Regions from separate parts of the Homo sapiens genome. Here regions 2 and 3 are each linked to region 1. Evidence: read pairs that join two places in POLR2A ChIA-PET (ENCODE). Cell type or tissue: PC-9. All regions are shown on one strand. Region 1 has its middle 46 kb from the start of DEFB108B. Region 2 has its middle 23 kb from the start of CLPB. Region 3 overlaps NUMA1 (nuclear mitotic apparatus protein 1).

What was found. Peaks named below come from ENCODE experiments on the same cell type or tissue, not always from the same donor. Only the 100,000 strongest peaks of a DNase experiment are listed, where the experiment ranks them.
Region 2: POLR2A ChIA-PET joins it to region 1 with 12 read pairs; 3 of 35 experiments call an interaction of 5 or more read pairs at or near these places.
Region 3: POLR2A ChIA-PET joins it to region 1 with 24 read pairs; 3 of 35 experiments call an interaction of 5 or more read pairs at or near these places.

Annotation. Positions count from the first base shown.
Region 1 is chr11:71,785,888-71,788,387 of GRCh38, reverse strand. It overlaps the pseudogene FAM86C1P. Among named protein-coding and RNA genes, the nearest start is that of DEFB108B, 46 kb to the left of the region's middle. RefSeq lists a silencer at 1,287-1,596. In PC-9, no CTCF peak of the experiment used is centred here; DNase peaks (open chromatin) are centred at 127, 1,217 and 1,607; H3K4me3 peaks cover 2,033 bases; H3K27ac peaks cover 1,407 bases.
Region 2 is chr11:72,455,905-72,458,404 of GRCh38, reverse strand. No RefSeq gene overlaps it. Among named protein-coding and RNA genes, the nearest start is that of CLPB, 23 kb to the right of the region's middle. In PC-9, no CTCF peak of the experiment used is centred here; no DNase peak of the experiment used is centred here; H3K27me3 peaks cover 364 bases.
Region 3 is chr11:72,007,857-72,010,356 of GRCh38, reverse strand. NUMA1 (nuclear mitotic apparatus protein 1) reads left to right here. Exons shown (of 27, transcript NM_006185.4): 18 at 970-1,089; 19 at 1,172-1,390; 20 at 1,512-1,669. It also overlaps a transcript of IL18BP not described here. Among named protein-coding and RNA genes, the nearest start is that of NUMA1-AS1, 5.2 kb to the left of the region's middle. In PC-9, no CTCF peak of the experiment used is centred here; no DNase peak of the experiment used is centred here.

The DNA of each region.
Region 1 (2,500 bases):
CAGAAATGATCTCTGAGTGCTAAATATTTTATGTCAATGGAATAACCCAAATGATTAAGCAACACCCATAAAATGGGGCAGACCCAGGGAGGAATATATATCCAAACTGACTCATCCCAGTGAGCTCACCGCACATGAATTACAAATGGGGCCAGGTGCATTAAGCCCCTCTACTGGCAGAAGGGAGGCTGCTGCCTGCCATGGGCCTGTGCTGAGAATGGCAGGTCTCCAGGGAGAGGAGAGGCCACCCCCTTCTCTGTCTCTTCCATCACAGGTGTGAAAGCCTCAGCGCATGAGCTAATTCTGTGCAGTGCTCGACATACAGATGAGAACACTGAGGCACGAGGGACAGCCTGTGACCTGGTCACCGCGCTCAGTAGGACGTGGTTACCCGCGGTCCTGAGGGCGCTGACTTTTTAGAATGGGCGAGGGCAGCTGTGTCCCAGTGACCAGAAGGATTACTGTCTTTAAAAAGTCGTGAAAATGATCGTGAACTGTACCCCACAACGAGTGCGCGTGTGCCTCCCAAGACGGTGGAGAGGCCCCCAGCTTACGCCGCCAGCCCGCGGGGCAAGAAGGGTGCGAGCGACTCTGGCCAGGCCCCAGGGACGGGGACCGGGTCGCGCGGACCTGACCGGCGAGAGCCCAGGCACTCACGTGGCGGGAGCGCCGGGGGCTTCAGCACGGAGACCCATCCCGTCTGCCCCTGGACTCCCGCGAGCCCCGCGGACCTCTCCGCTAGCCCCGCCGCCCACCTGCCAGCGGAAGGAGCGCAGGGCGCGCGCTGCCAGGAAGCGGCGCTTGAAACTCTGCAGCAAGAGTTCGCTCCCCGCGTTCTCCTCGGGCGCCATGACGGGGGCGGGGCCTCAGCCTTGCCGGGAGACCGGGCGGAAGCCGGGCCTGGACTGAAGAGGGGGCGGGCCCAGGGCAGTGCACCGGGGCAGAGAGGGGGCGGGGCCTGGAGGTAGAGTCGTGGGGGTGGCTCTAGGGCGGGGCCAGGATGAGAGTTATGAGGCCGGGGCTTGGGGTGGGGCTAGGATGAGCATTATGAGGGCGAGGCCTGGGGTAGGGCCAGGATAAGTGTCGTTGGGGCAGGTCCTCGGGAGAGTTCAGGTTGGTGGGTCCTGGGGCGGGGCCAGGACAGGGCGATCCTGGAAGTGGGGCTTCGGAAGCGTCCAGGTTGGAGGCGTCCTGGAGGCGGGGCCTTGCATGGGGGCAGGATAAGATTCCCGGAGGCGGGCGTTAGGGTGGGGATAAACAATGATTGGGTTCAGGAGGCGAGACTCGGAGCAGAGTCCAGGAGACAGGTCTTGGGGCGGGGCTAAGACCAGACCAGGAGAAGCGCTCAGGAGGCGGGGCCAGGGCGGGGCGTTGGCTATGTCGTAGCACGTGGCCAGGCGCTGCTCGGACTCTGGGAGGCGGAGCTTAGGACGGGCCGACGTGGGGAGGGGCCCAGGGTCCGGGAGGCGGGGCCGAGTCCGGGCTGCGGGCTGCGCTCAGGAGGCGGGCCCTGGGAGGCGGAGCTTAGGGAGGGGCCGGTGTCGGGAGGGACCAAGAGACTGGGAGGCGGGTCGGGGCTGGGCTCAGGGGCGGAGAGGGAGCTGGGCTTGGGGCTGGGCCGAGACGGAGCGAGGGGTCCAAGGTGTGAGAAACGGGGAGGGGTTTGAGGAGGGGATTGGAGTGTGGCTCAAGTTCGGGAGGCGTTACCTGCGGAGGGTTTGAGGCAGGCCCAGGAGCGAGTCCACGGTCTGCCGACTCGGGGCCATGGTCGGGCCCCAGGATCCGGAGCTTCGGGCGGGGCCGAGTCCGGGTTTGGGGCCCAGGAGGCGGGGCCGTTAGGGCTAGGGTCCCCGGGATCGTCGGGTCAGGCCTTGGGCCAACGTAGGCACTCTCACAGTTCCTCCGCCTTCAGGAAGGTCTTTTTGGCAGGGGCCTTATGGGTGCGCGCTTCGGTCCTGGAGGCCTTATCCTAGCCTCCTCTCCATCAGCGCCACCCGTCTGGGGCCCGATAGGAGGGAGCTTTCCCTCTGTCCCCTAGCCTTTGGACTGTCACCAAACAAGCCATTCGTTCACCAAATACTTATTAAGCGTCTACCATGTGTCTGGCAAGGGATATGTAACAGTGAGAAAAACTAGGTGTGGTCCAGGCCCTCCAGGGGCTCAGGGGCTCGTGGAAGAAGTGGACATTGAAGTACTTATCACACAAATGAGTATAAAAGTACAATAGTGATATCTGCCACGAAGGCGAGCAGACAGAGCTAGCGGGGCTTCCAGGAGGAGTTTTGATCTTGCAGGGACAGGAAGGAGGAGTTAGCTCCTGGGGGGCGGGATTGGGGGTGGTGGTGATATAGACGTGGGGTCAGAGTGGAAAACAACAAAAATATAATTATTTTAGTTCAAAGTTATTGTGTCTTGAGTTGAAAGGCAGGGCAGTTAGCAACACAGTTCAGATTTCAGTACTGCCCCTGAAATCTGAACTGTGTTCAAAGTCTAAAACGTT
Region 2 (2,500 bases), 670 kb before region 1:
CTTTTTCTTTCCTTCCTTCCTTCCTTCTCTTCCTTCCCCACTCTCACTTTCTTCTCTTCCTTCCCTCCCTCCCTCCCTTCCTTCCCTCTCCCTTCTTTCCTTCCTTCTTTTCTTTCCCTTCCTTCCCTTCTTTCTTTCTTTCTCTTTCTTTCCCTTCTTCCCATCTTCCTTCCTTCCTTTATTTCCTTCCCTCTCTCTCTCTTCCTCCATCCCTCCCTCCCTTCTTTCCTTCTTTCTTTCTCCTTCCTTTCTTTCCCTCCTTCCTCCCTCTCCCTCACTTTCTTTCTTTCCTTCCTTCCCTCTCTCTCTCTCCCTCCTTCCCTCCCTCCCTCTTTCCTTCCTTCCTTTTTCTTTCTCTTTCTTTCTTTCTTTCTTTTTCCCTTCCTTCCTTCCTTCCTTCCTTCCTTCCTTCCTTCCTTCCTTCCTATCTTCCTTCCTTCCTTCTTCCTTCCTTCCTTCCTTCCTCTATCTCTATATCTTTCTTAGATGGGGTCTCACTCTATTACCCAGGCTGGAGTGCAGTGATATGATCATAGTTCACTGTGACCTCAAATTCATAGGGTCAAATGATCCTCTGACCTCAGCCTGCTGAGTAGCCAGGACTACAGGCACGCACCAGCATGCCTGGCTAATTTTTAAAAAATTTTTTAGAGACAGGGGTCCCCCTATGTTTCCCAGGCTGGGAGCTCTTTCATTCTCCATTATGAAATGGCAACTCTTGCTATTCATGTGACTCAGGGTCAACTACCCCTGCCAGTACAGAAATGCCATTCTTTGTCTGCTGATCCTCTGGCATGAGGAGCCCAAAGTGGCCAAACATGACCACAGTTTCCAGTTCCCAGGTGGAAGCACATATGAATAGGTCTTCTCAGGGCCTAAGGCTACAGGAAACATGAATTCCACAAGTGGGTCATTGAGAGAAATGGTGGTCAGGGGCAATGCTTCTGTCACCTTGTAGTCGACCAGGCCTGTGTATTCTAGCTATTAAGGCAGACAAAAAACCATCCCAGGCTGGGTGTGGTGGCTTATGCCTGTAATCCCAGCACTTCGGGAGGCTGAGGTGGGCGGATCACCTGAGGTCAGGAGTTTGAGACCAACCTGGCCAACATTGCAAAACCCCGTCTCTACTGAAAATACAAAAATTAGCTGGGCGTGGTGGTGGTCCCTGTAATCCCAGCTACTAGGGAGGCTGAGGCAGGAGAATCACTTAATCCTGGGAGGCAGAGGTTGCAGTGAGCCGAGATCGTGCCATTGCACTCCAGCCTGGGCAACAAGAATGAAACTCCGTCTCAAAAAAAAAAAAAAAAAAAAAAACCTCAGAAAATTGCGATGCTTAATACCACCACCAGTGCTTGAAAGATGCAAGGTAGTTATTCCTTCCACAATCCTATTTAATTTGTCCTTTTGGCAGATGCAGAATCTTGATGGATCCTGGAACATGACTATGGATTATTGTAAATGTAATCAGGTAGGGAATCCAATTAGAGCTGCAACCTGGATGTGGTATCTTTAACAGAGCAAATCAATATAGCCTCTGGCATCTGGAAAGTGTTTTCTTTTCCATTCAAAAGCAAACTGCCTTTGTGTGGCATGACAGCTGTATTCCTTCACTGTTTTTCCTCAGGACTGTGTCAACCTTCTTTACTTTGGTATATTATAGCCAGAAGGGGCCTTGATTACCTTGATAACCCACAGAACATTATGCTATTCCATTACATTGATGACATTATGCTAATTGGACCTGGTGAGAAAGAAGTATCAAGCATCCCACATACTCTAGTGGAACACATGCGTTTCAAAAGCTGGCCAATAAACCCTGTGAAAATTCAGGGACCTGACACATAGGGAAGTTTCTAGGGGTCCAAGGCCTGCGGCATGTTGACAGTAGCTTTAAAATGACAGACAGTTTGCTTCACCATACATTGTCCACTATGAATAAAGAGGCACAATGCTTGGTAGGCCTGTTTGGATTTTGGAGGCAACATATTCTACATTTGAACTTGTAGCTCCAGTCCATTCACCAAGGAATCTATAAGGTTTACAGTTTTGTTGTTTTTGTTTTGTTTTTTTTAGACAGAGTTTCTCTAACTCCGTCACCCAGGCTGGAGTGCAGTGCAGTGGCATGATCTCAGCTCACTGCAACTTCTGTCTCCCAGGTTCAAGCAATTCTTGTGCCTCAGCCTCTCGAGTAGCTGGGATTACAGGTGTGTGCCACCATGCCTGGCTAATTTTTGTATTTTTAGTACAGATGGGGTTTCACTATGTTGGCCAGCCTGGTTTTGAACTCCTGACCTCAAGAGATCCCCCTACCTTGACTTCCCAAAGTGCTGGGATTACAGGCATGAGCCACCACGCCCATCCAGGTTTACAGTCTTGTGTAGGACCCAAAGCAAGAAAAATACCTGTAGCAGGTCTCAGTTATTCAAGCTGCCCTGCCGCTTGGGTCTTGAGACTCAGCAAACCCCATGGTGTGGGAAGTGTCTGTAGAAGAAAGAGAAAT
Region 3 (2,500 bases), 220 kb before region 1:
TGTCACCAGTGTTGAATATTACAGTGCAGTTTAATAACATTCTTAATGCTTTCAACTGTGTCACCTTCTTTGGTTTAATACTTGCTTTTTGCAGTTCTAGGCTTCACAGCCTTCAGTCAGGGGCAAAGGAATTGGGCACCAGTGGCATTGGGACTCACTAAAGCCCTGGTGGCTCCTAGGAGTTGTTGGGAGCTCAGAGCTTCATTTCTCCTGCTCACCTTCATACCATGGTGCCACAGCATGTCTTGATTGCAATAAACAAATGTTTATTCTACTCCTTGTGGGGCCTGTCCTATGTTAGGAGAGGCAAAGGGGGGATGCTTCTATCTACAGCAAAGCACTTGTTGGCCTTGCAGATGGACAGAGAATCAGGCCCTGCTCTTAAGGAGTTATGGTCTGGACAGGAGGCAGTGTGGGCATCATAAATAAGCCCCCATGGGCTTTTGGAGTTAGGTGGACCAAATCTTACTCTGCCATTTAGTCACTGTTACTCTGGTCAATTTGCTTAAATCTCTGAACTCAGTTTCCTCCTCTGAAAAGAGGGTGAAGTGACTTCTCAGAGTGGCTTTGAGGAGAAACAAGTTCCCCTGTCCTAAGAGAGCTCACATGCCAAGTGCCTTAGAGTAAGGCTCTGCACCTGGGTGTTCCCTGAGGATTGGTTCCCTTCCTCCTACGGGAGATTGTGCATGCAAAGAGGGTGTGACACTTTGTGTCTGGTCTCAAAGAAGGCAAAGATAGGGCAGGAGCTGGTCAGGGAAAGGCCACTACGGATGTGGACTGAAGGGCATGTGGGCTTCAGGTTTAGTAGACTGTAGTCGGGCAGAGAGTATTTGGGGTGGTGTGGTTTTCTTCCGCTTCCTAAGAAAGTGCAGGAGTCTGAAGCACCTGTGGAGCCCCAGTGGCTGGTGCAGATAAGCGGACTTGGGTAGAGCGGCCAGACCAGCTTTCCTGAGTGGCCTTTCTTCTCAGGCTGTCCAGGCTCAGGGAGGCGAGAGCCAGCAGGAGGCCCAGCGCCTCCAGGCCCAGCTGAATGAACTGCAAGCCCAGTTGAGCCAGAAGGAGCAGGCAGCTGAGCACTATAAGCTGCAGGTAAGGAGCCCAGCCCCAGCCCATGCCACCTTCCTCCTGCCCTTCAACCTCTACCCCACCCACCCACCCTCTCTGCCCACAGATGGAGAAAGCCAAAACACATTATGATGCCAAGAAGCAGCAGAACCAAGAGCTGCAGGAGCAGCTGCGGAGCCTGGAGCAGCTGCAGAAGGAAAACAAAGAGCTGCGAGCTGAAGCTGAACGGCTGGGCCATGAGCTACAGCAGGCTGGGCTGAAGACCAAGGAGGCTGAACAGACCTGCCGCCACCTTACTGCCCAGGTGCGCAGCCTGGAGGCACAGGTAAGAATTTGGCTGGCAGACTCACCTCACTCCTATTCCACTGGACCCCTGTGCCCTCTCCTCCTAGGCCACTGCTGCCTTAGGCTTTTCTTCACTCTCCCCCTGGCCCTCTCCTTCTCAGGTTGCCCATGCAGACCAGCAGCTTCGAGACCTGGGCAAATTCCAGGTGGCAACTGATGCTTTAAAGAGCCGTGAGCCCCAGGCTAAGCCCCAGCTGGACTTGAGTATTGACAGCCTGGATCTGAGCTGCGAGGAGGGGACCCCACTCAGTATCACCAGGTCAGGAGGCAGCCTTCCTCCCTATGTCTGTTTATGGAGTGCCTGCTGTTTATCAGGCTGTATCCTAGTGAGATAAATAAGATGTGATCTAAATTTATTCTTAGAGAAGAATAACGAAAAACGGGTATTATACCAGATATCTATTTAGGGCACAGTTGGAATAAAAAGCAAGTGGTCAAGAAAGGCTTCGTGGAAGCTATCGCTCCTGCTGAGTCTTGAAAGCATCCATAGGTGTGTGTGCCAGGTTGACGAGAAGAGCAGTGTGAACAGAGGCTGTGAAAGAGCCTGACTAAGCTGAGATGTGAGGCCAGGAAGGCCCATTGGAGACCGACTATTAAGACTTGATCCTAAAGGCATTGAGGAAACCTTGGTGGCTGTAATTGAAAGGTTTAGGAGAAAAAAAAAGGAACCTTGGAAGAATTTGAAACTGAAGAGTACATGGTTAATTTGCATCTTAAAAAGATTATTCTAATAGCTAGTATAGAAGTTAAGACTGGAAAAATGTTTTTATTAAACACTTACATTTACTTATTTTGTGCTAGACATAAAGCACTCATGACAATTATACCTGATTTGTCCCCCAACAACCCTCTGAGGTAGGTTTATTCTGTCTCCTTTAACAGATGAATCTGGGGCATAGAGGGGCAGTCACTTGCCCAAGGTTCCCCAGTGGTAGAGCTGGGGTTTGACCCTGGGCAGCCTGGCCTGAGTTCTTGGCTTGTCACCACTCATCTTCCTCTGTCAGTGCCATGATGAGTCTAGGTGAGAGGAGATGAAGCAGACCAGGGAAAGGACATGAGCATGGAGTGGGGTGTGGTTAGGAGCTGTTCA